Regions from separate parts of the Homo sapiens genome. Here region 2 is linked to region 1. Evidence: read pairs that join two places in POLR2A ChIA-PET (ENCODE). Cell type or tissue: GM12878. All regions are shown on one strand. Each heading gives the region's core, and the rest is flanking DNA. Links, peaks and the distances in the headings are about the cores only. Region 1 overlaps COL19A1 (collagen type XIX alpha 1 chain). Region 2 has its middle 22 kb from the start of LMBRD1.

Region 1 (4,403 bases), core at 338-4,337:
ATGCACATGGGTTGGTACATTCATTAGCAGGAATTAGAAGTGGTGACTGAAGCCTGGCGCAGTCGCTCATGCCTGCAATCCCAGCTCTTACGGAGGCAGAGGCAGGAGGATAGCTTGAGCCCAGGAGTTCAAGACCTGCCTGGGCAATATACTGAGACACCATTCTCCACAAAAAGGAAAAAAATAAAATAAAATAAGTGGTGCCTGAGAACTTGCATTTTTTTCAGTGTAGTTACAGGCAAGGTCACTTGCCCAAGGACTGTAGAGTCTAATGTAGTGGTCTGAGAACAATAAAGAAGACTTGAGAATAGGGAGAGCAGATCAGAGATGCTCAGATACATGGAGAGGCCAGTTGAAGTGGCCAGATGTGGATTTGGAGTAGTGAGTATTTATCCCCAGAGGTGTGATGTTTCTCCAGAAGCAATCTCCTTAAGAAGTCACAAAGAAGATGCATGGGGTGTCCAAAGCTGGAATTATTTAGAAGAATATTTAACAGGAATATTTAACAACAGGCGAGAGAGACAAAGATGTCTGCACAAATGACCTAGTATCCATAAAAAGCGGTTACAGAACTATTATCTGACTGCTTATACTGTTACAGATTGAATGTGTTAAAAATTAGCGGATTTTTCTTTTGTATTTTAAATTGTTTTTCACCCCTAGGGAAATGATGAACATGAAGCTGGAGGCCTGAAAGGAGACAAGGTAATCAGATTTTTTTTTTTTAGATGGAGTCTTGCTCTGTTGCCCAGGCTGGAGTGCAGTGGCACAATCTTGGCTCACTATAACCTCCACCTCCCAGGTTCAAGTGATTCTCCTGCCTCAGCCTCCCAAGTAGCTGGGATTACAGGCATGTGCCACCTCTCCCGGCTAATTATTGTATTTTTAGTAGAGACAGAGTTTCACCATGTTGGCCAGGTTGGTCTTGGACTCCTGACCTCAGGTGATCCACCTGCCTCAGCCTCCCAAAGTTATGGGATTACAGGCTTGAGCCACTGCACCCGGCAGTAATCAGATTTTCAAAGTGAATAGAAGGGCCCAGTATTTTATACGGACTTACACATTCCCACGTAGGGGGCAGCCCCCTGGCAGCAGTTGGGTTGCATCTCTGGGAGGGTGTCCAGCCTGCAGTGGGCAGGGGCCTCCGCCTGCCTCCTGACCAGGCAGTAGGATTCGAATCTGCTTCAGGGTCCAGCAAGGACTGCTGAGTAGCAGTTGGCTATAAGAAAGAGAACATATCAAGGGGAAATTACTGTAATAAGATAAATGAAATCAGGACACAAGACTTGTTTTGTAATTAAATGTGAATCCGTGTAGGTGGCAAAAACAATCTGAAGACCCCTTTGGCAAAATGCCTCAAGCCCAGGCTCACTATTTTGTGTCTTCCTAATTACCAAAACATAAGCTGCCCTGGCAGCCATTTTTGGTGGGGTTTTATACTGTCCAGTAGTGGTTTAACCAAATAATTATTTCAAAATAGTTTTAAAACTAAGACACTGATAAATTTCCGTTGCATTCCCCTTGTCATTTGCAGGTTTAATTATCATAGCTGTAAAGATGACAGATTCACTTCCCCATTCAATAAGATGTTTCACTCCTGTTTGATTCTGAAATTGTAATGACCTTGGATTCCATGTGAATGTGCCATTGTCAGAAAAAAAATGCACATTAAATCTACAGGCAGAGATGAGTAGTTTGAAAATACTCTGAGGGAATGTGGCCTGTGAGTGCTACTTTCATTCATTCACCTGTAAAAATTCTCTAGATTGAGGGCAGGGGATTTTGACATGAATCCAAGAAAATATGACTTCTGTGTCTTATAAATCAGTGCAACCAATCCATTCAAAAAGTCGTACACCCATCACCAGAAGTTACTGCTAAAAGATAGTCTCACCAGAAACTAGGAGCTTCTTACAGATTGATGATTGAAAATGAAATTTTCTGCTAAATAAATAAATAAAGGCTTGACATTCTGAAAAAGACATCCAAAAATTGATTATACAGCAATGATAAGTCATTTGTGTGAGTTAGATTTTATTGCTAGTACATTAACATTATTTCCTGTAACCTAATAGCTAACAGAAACCATACGCCACCATAACCAACGCATTACATTTTAAGCAATGACTTCTGGACATATGCAGGCTAAGGGGAAAAAAAAGGAAAAGAAAGCCACAAAGCTTGTCACATAGGACAGCTGAGCAAAGAAGAGTGTTGTGACTTTTAAAGTATTTAAATGATGATTCATTTCTTGAAACAAAACAGCTGGGTTCTGTTTTGCTGTGTTCATTAGGAAACATATGTTACTTAGACATTCTTAAGACCTCACTGATGAGAAATTTGATTCTGTAAAACAGGTGTGTTTCAAACTCTAAGGACCTTTTCTATTGCTCAAAATCTTTTCTAATTGCTTCAGAATCTTAAGTAGAATTAGGAAAAGCCAGTGGCATAACTGTTCCCTCCTCTCACTCAAATAAATAACACAGAAAAGTCTACAGGGAACTTGATGCAGTACATGATATAAAGAGACACATAAAAAAACTTTTAAAAAGCGTGATTAACAGGAAATTGCCAATAAACAATGCATAAAATAAACAAAAATTACAGGTGGTAGCTCGCACCTGTAATCACAGCACTTTGGGAGGCCAAGGCAGGAAGAACCTTTGAGCCCAGAATTTAGACCGGCCTGGACAATATAGTGATACCCCATCCCTACAAAAATTAAAAATATTAGCTGGGCATGCTGGCAAACACCTGTGGTCCCAGCTTCCCAGGGAGGCTGAGGCAAGAGGATCACTTGGAGCCAGGAGGTAGAGGCTGCAGTCAGCTATAATCACACCACTGCACCCCAACCTGAGCAACAGAGCAAGACCTTGTCTCAAAACAACCAACCAAACACAAACATGAGCATAGCAGTTGCTGGAAGGGTGAAATCAACTCTACCTATGTAAGTCTACTTAGTATCTCTTCTGAATCAATACATTAGTTTTTAAAATTATAATGTAATTTAATGTAATGTAAGTCACCACAGTGAAAATTTAAAGCTCCATCAAGCTGTTCTCAGAGATCTCTGTTGCACCTGTGGCGAACCCCAGTGCTTCTGAATCCTGGCTGCACATTGGAATCACGTGGAAAGCTTTGACAAAATACCCACACTCAGGCTCCATCCACAGAGACTCCGATTTAGGGTAGGGGTCTTATCTCTATTTAGAAGTGTTTCAGATGACTCTAATACACAACCAGGGCTAAGAACCACTGAGTAATAGGAAGAGCATGAGCTTTGGGACAAAAAGTTGATTGTGGCATTAACAGCTAGGTCACCTTGGGAAGGCCACTTCATTTCTCTAAGCATGCATTTCCTCATTCACACCATGGGCAGAATTGTATCTACACAAAGAGTTGATAGAAGGATTAAAATTAAATAAGAGGAAGTTACTCAAAAGCGCAATAACTAAAACACATATAAAGCCCTCACTAAAGATTTGTTCTTTTCTATTCACCCATCTCAATCTTTCCTTCCTCTCATGAGGTCTCATTTAGCACTTTTGAGGATTAATTGTTGTTCTCATTCTTAGCACCTGGTCTTGCTCATCTTTGTATCTCCCACCATAATTTTGACAAAGAAGGGACTCAGTTTGTGCTGTAGAATAAAATATTTAACCAGAAGAATAATTAAACACATAAGTGATTCACCATTCCTTTATAATATGCTACTTCTCAATGCACTGACCAGCAAAATAGAATTACTAAAAGAGCCAACCCTTTGGAACCCGACACTACAATGAAGCACCAGGACAAGCACAAATAGCACTGGAATATACACACCAGTCACCCCTGGTTTAGCAGCCACATCCTGTATCAAGAACACTACGATACAGGGAGAACCACGACTTGCAGTAAATGGCCATGGAGACCATCCACATGACCAGTCTACCAGTGTGGAAATGAACGATCCCTGCTCTGTGGCTTGACTGAGACTGACAGGATGTGGTGAAGGGATAATGTACTTGCAAGTTACTTGAGGAGAACTGCTGCTTTATAGAGACAGTAGAACAAAATATCAGAATATCTTAGCCCTCCTGAGAAAATAGCAGGTGTCTTGTGAGGAAGACTGTCAGGGAAAAGGTGGAGTCACTACAGCACCAAGCTAATAGCATCGAAAGTGTCAAACTGAAGGAGAGTCTTTCCTAATGCAAAGTAACTTCATCACTTGTGTTTCAACTCATCTCTACAGTGATAAATCACTGAACATTCAATTTAAATAAAAAATACAAACCCATATGTGTCTAAGGTTCAGGTAGAAAATGCTTTTGCTTGCAGAATTTTATGAGGAAAGAGGTCTCTAAGATTTCCTTCCAGCCCAATGTCATCCAACGACTATGTGGAAAGATGGACTGCAACCC
Region 2 (4,403 bases), core at 124-4,123, 310 kb before region 1:
AGATAAAATCATGTTAATAACATTATTTTAATGTGATGCATAGTGGCATTTGGCTGAAAAAAAATCATTCAGTCCTGAGTTTAATAGTAGAAAGATGCAGACTCATGTCTGGTTTTATAATTAATCTCTTTTGACATTTTGATTTCAATAATGCAAATGTAGAAAATGTCTATTCCCATAAGTATATGGTACAAAATGGTATTAATAACTTCAAGTCTTTGTTTGCAAATTAAGTATAATCAGGCCTTATGCTTAACTAAATCTCTGCCAGTGAGCAATCCTGGAGTGCCAGTTTTATAGTGGAGTCATTTGATAATTGTATAAATGTTTGTTTTTACTTGGAGATAATATGAGTACTGGCACTATTGAAATATGTATTAAATGGGTATGTAATCTAATTATTGCTGGAACTGGAAATAGAACTATTTGTCATTGCATATTTTCTGCTAATGAAATATTAATTACAAAATGGGATGTACATGACAGTATTCTTAAAACCATTTGTTCACAATGTGAATACTGTATAACATTGGCTAACTAAAGAGATTCTTGTGAGGTTAGTAAGCCTGTATTATCATATGTCACAGGATCCATCAATTCTACCATGACATTTTTTTGTTCCAACCAAGGAACTACTTTCACACATTCAGTTTGTTACCTTACACTTACTCCATGCAAAAGAGACAGAAAATATAAACTGCAAGATAGTACTCAGTTATCAGGTACTTCAAATGAACCAGATGATTTAATATAGGCTCGTATTAATTTTGTAAAATTTTTGTGAAAATAAAAATGCAGAATAAAAAATTGACTTAGAGAATTCTCAACTATTGTTGTTTTGCTTTACTAAATAAGATAATTATAAAATGCTTCTTGAAATTTTAGCACTAAAATTATTACTATTGATTTAGTCTATTGTAATAGTTATGCTAAAATATTTTATAGGCTCCCAAAATAATTATTTACATATTTTTAATGTGTTATGTACATATAAAATCAGACTCTAGAAGAAAATACCTGAATAACCAAAAATTATAACACTAGGACTCACACAAAGCCACTCACATGAAACCACTCACCTGTGCTTCAGAAAGCTGAGGGTTTGTAATCTACAAGATAGAAGCCTAAAAGTGTCTGGGCATCACATTATAACTTATCTTGACAACCTCTGTACACATAGGTGTTATATTGCCAACAAAATTTTGTGATTGGTAGTTTGAATGTTGTTATAAGTCATTATAAATATTGACATTCATCTTTGTTTGGGCAGACATAGTTGCCAACTGCCTCTCATGTCCGCAGGCCCTTTGAACCCTGCTCATAACCCTTTGTTGCAGGGACTAGTGGAACACATTAGTGGCCATGTTATACCTGGTATGATTCTGGTTTCTTGGCCAGATGATAAAATTGGGGAAGAGGAGAACAGCCAGTCTGTAGACTGCAAAGTAGGAAACAAGGGGGTCAGGCCCAAGAGTTTTGCCCAAAATGACAATGAGTATAAACTGAATGCAAATTCATGAAGTTCTGAATTTTGAAAAAAGAGGGAGAGAAGTAGTTGGCCAGTTAGTAAACAGAGAAGGAGAAAGGTGTACAGAAAGAAGGTAATAGCAAATATCTGGCAATCGAACTAAGAAGGCAGAGGTTGTGAGTAATCAAAAATGAGAAAGGGAGAAATGCAAGCTCTGAATCCAAAAGAAGGAGGTAAGTGGATATTTAATCAAAGTAGCAAATAAGAGAAAGGATGAAAAAGTATATTTAGTGTAAGAATTGATAGAATTGATTGGCTCCTGAATGACTTTCTACATTCTGAAGTCCATGAAACCAGCCCTACAGAAGGAGATTCTTTTTTTTTTTTTTTTTTTTTTGCGGGGGGCCTGGTTTGGGGAAATTTCCTGACTCCCCAAGATGAATGAGCATGATTTCTGTTTTTCTGCTTTCCACATGGAGCCTTTTAATAAGCTCCACATGAGTTAAGATATTCTCAAGGAACTTCTGTCTTTGCAACAATAAAAGAGACCTAATTAATATAACCTTTTTAATAATTGCACAACACTGTACTCATTAGCTAGCATATGAATTTATGTGTTGTGTTAAAATGGTCCATTTAACTTATCGATTTCTACGACTTTAGCCTCTAGGCCTGGGGTTATGCATGTTATCCACATCTTCAGTGTAGAGACACAGGAAATTATCCGTAACTTTTCGTCAAATGAATGAATGAAACAGCCACTCTAAAAAACTACAAACACATGCACTAGTCTTTAATCATCCCTATTTACAGTGCTTCATTTGCATAAAATAGGGTGCTTAATATGGCAAATACATGACACACATACACACACACACACATATTTTAATAAGAGAAGTGACTGCTCCTTCTGCTAACTCAGAAATGCAAGACAGAAAGTTTCTCTCAAATAGCTATTTTTTCTATGAAGAATCATTCAGGGTCTCTCTCACTTACATAAAAGCAGGGAAAATAGACTCATTGGACCAATGCTATCCCCACTCTTCAGCCTCTTCTTTGCCCCTCAACTCCTCACCAAAGGTCTTGGTACACCAAAGGTGGTTACTGGGGAGGAGAATCCAAGGCCTTCTCCTAGAAAAAATGAATCAGTCCCTAAACCTTGTTCCCTGAGATACAAATTTGGGAAATTCAGCTATGTGGACCATCACAGTGATTTTAATTAGGCCTCATGGTTCAAGGAAAGCAAGAAACCTTTTAAATTAAGTCATTTGGGGAAAAGTACGTCCCTATACAAATAAATATGCCTAGGTTGGTCCTCAAGTTTTATGTGAGGATTTATTCTGACTTGATCTGGAAGGTGCCTCCTGACTCTGCCACAGTGGTTAGGCTTTAGATAATAAGAACTGAGCAAGGGAAAGTTAATTTAAAAGAAAGACCACCTTGCCTCCCAACATGGGGCACCATTATGATTTTGTGCATGGCCCTGAACCAGCAAGAGTTGCCCTGCAGCAATGGACAGGACTCTGAAGCTCCATCAAACCAGTCTCTCATGACAACACTTAGCAATAGCAGTAAGCAATGGAGTTGTGTACTGTACTCGCTCTCTAGCCCTGGCTCTCTGTGGCTAGAAGCATACTGATGCTTTCAGAATGAGTATGCCCTTGAGGTTATTGGATGGTTGGTGATACTAAAATTCTTGATAATAGACCACATTGGAGATTTCATAATTCATTTTAACATTAAAAGAGACACAACTACAGTGTACCCCAATGTTGTGGAGCAGTTCAGATATATTTCTTTGAACAATTTTTGTCTCTTTATATATATATTTTATTTTTTCTTTTCCCTACAATCTCTTCTGCTTTAGTCTTTTCAGTATGAACCTGTTTGTAACAGGGAATGTTATCTTTCTTGCTTTGGTGTGTTATCCAGCTTGTCACTCCCACATGTCCTGGGCCCAGGCCAGCCAGCAGCCTTGTTGCCCATTTCCCAGTGCTCCCTCCTCTACTGCCATATGCCCATCTGCTCTGTTTGCCTTTTCTGGGGGTGCCCCAGCTGACATTTTAAAAAATTCTCACAACCATATGCTTTCTCCCAGGCACACTTGCCTGACTTCCCTGCTTTGTCCAGTGGCCATAAAGGACAGACTGGAAGTCGCCAAATTCCAAATTCCAAGGCATTTTAGTCATTGCCTTTTGTTAGGAGCTATGTCCATCTATCCCATTATTAAACTTCAGAGCATGGCACAATGATATTTGTCTCTGTGATTATAATCCCCAAAGGTTAGTGCTCCACACCAAATATCTTGGTTTTCCTTAATAATACATGATAGATCCATGATATATTATTATTCTACATTTCAATCTTTTGGACAACCCAATTTTTTGCTAAAGTAAGAGCACTTACTACTTCTTAATAGCATAGTCTTTTACTATGGACTCCTAATTATTGATGTGGGTTTGAATTTGAATTTTAAGCAAATTTGCTTATGTGCTTGGGTCTATTTCTGTACTTACTTTTCTGTTGCATAGGTCTATCTATTCATATCAGCCAGTATCTCACTGGCTTTATGGGATATTGTATTGTTTGGAAATGCTAGTTCTCCCTTGTTATGGGTTGAATTATGTCTCCTCAAAATGTATAAGTTGAAGTCTTAATCCTCACTATCTCAGGAAAGTGACCTCATTTGGAGATACTCTCTTTACAGAGGAATCATGTAAAATGAAGTCAATAGCATGGACTCCAATCCAGTTTAACCAGTGTGCTTATAAAAACTGGAAATTGGAAACAGACCTGCATAGAGGGAGGATGATGTAAAGAAACATAGAGAGGGCCAGACGTAGTGGCTCACACCTGTAATCTTAGCACTTTGGGAGGCCGAGGTGGGTGGATCACCTGAAGTCAGGAGTTCAAGACCAGCCTGGCCAACATGGCA

The links. Peaks named below come from ENCODE experiments on the same cell type or tissue, not always from the same donor. Only the 100,000 strongest peaks of a DNase experiment are listed, where the experiment ranks them.
Region 2: POLR2A ChIA-PET joins it to region 1 with 5 read pairs; 1 of 35 experiments calls an interaction of 5 or more read pairs at or near these places.

What each region holds. Positions count from the first base shown.
Region 1 is chr6:70,129,519-70,133,921 of GRCh38, forward strand. COL19A1 (collagen type XIX alpha 1 chain) reads left to right here. Exons shown (of 51, transcript NM_001858.6): 18 at 664-705. Among named protein-coding and RNA genes, the nearest start is that of COL9A1, 170 kb to the right of the region's middle. In GM12878, for the core only: no CTCF peak of the experiment used is centred there; DNase peaks (open chromatin) are centred at 1,585 and 2,203; H3K27ac peaks cover 933 bases.
Region 2 is chr6:69,817,145-69,821,547 of GRCh38, forward strand. No RefSeq gene overlaps it. Among named protein-coding and RNA genes, the nearest start is that of LMBRD1, 22 kb to the left of the region's middle. In GM12878, for the core only: no CTCF peak of the experiment used is centred there; no DNase peak of the experiment used is centred there; H3K27ac peaks cover 186 bases.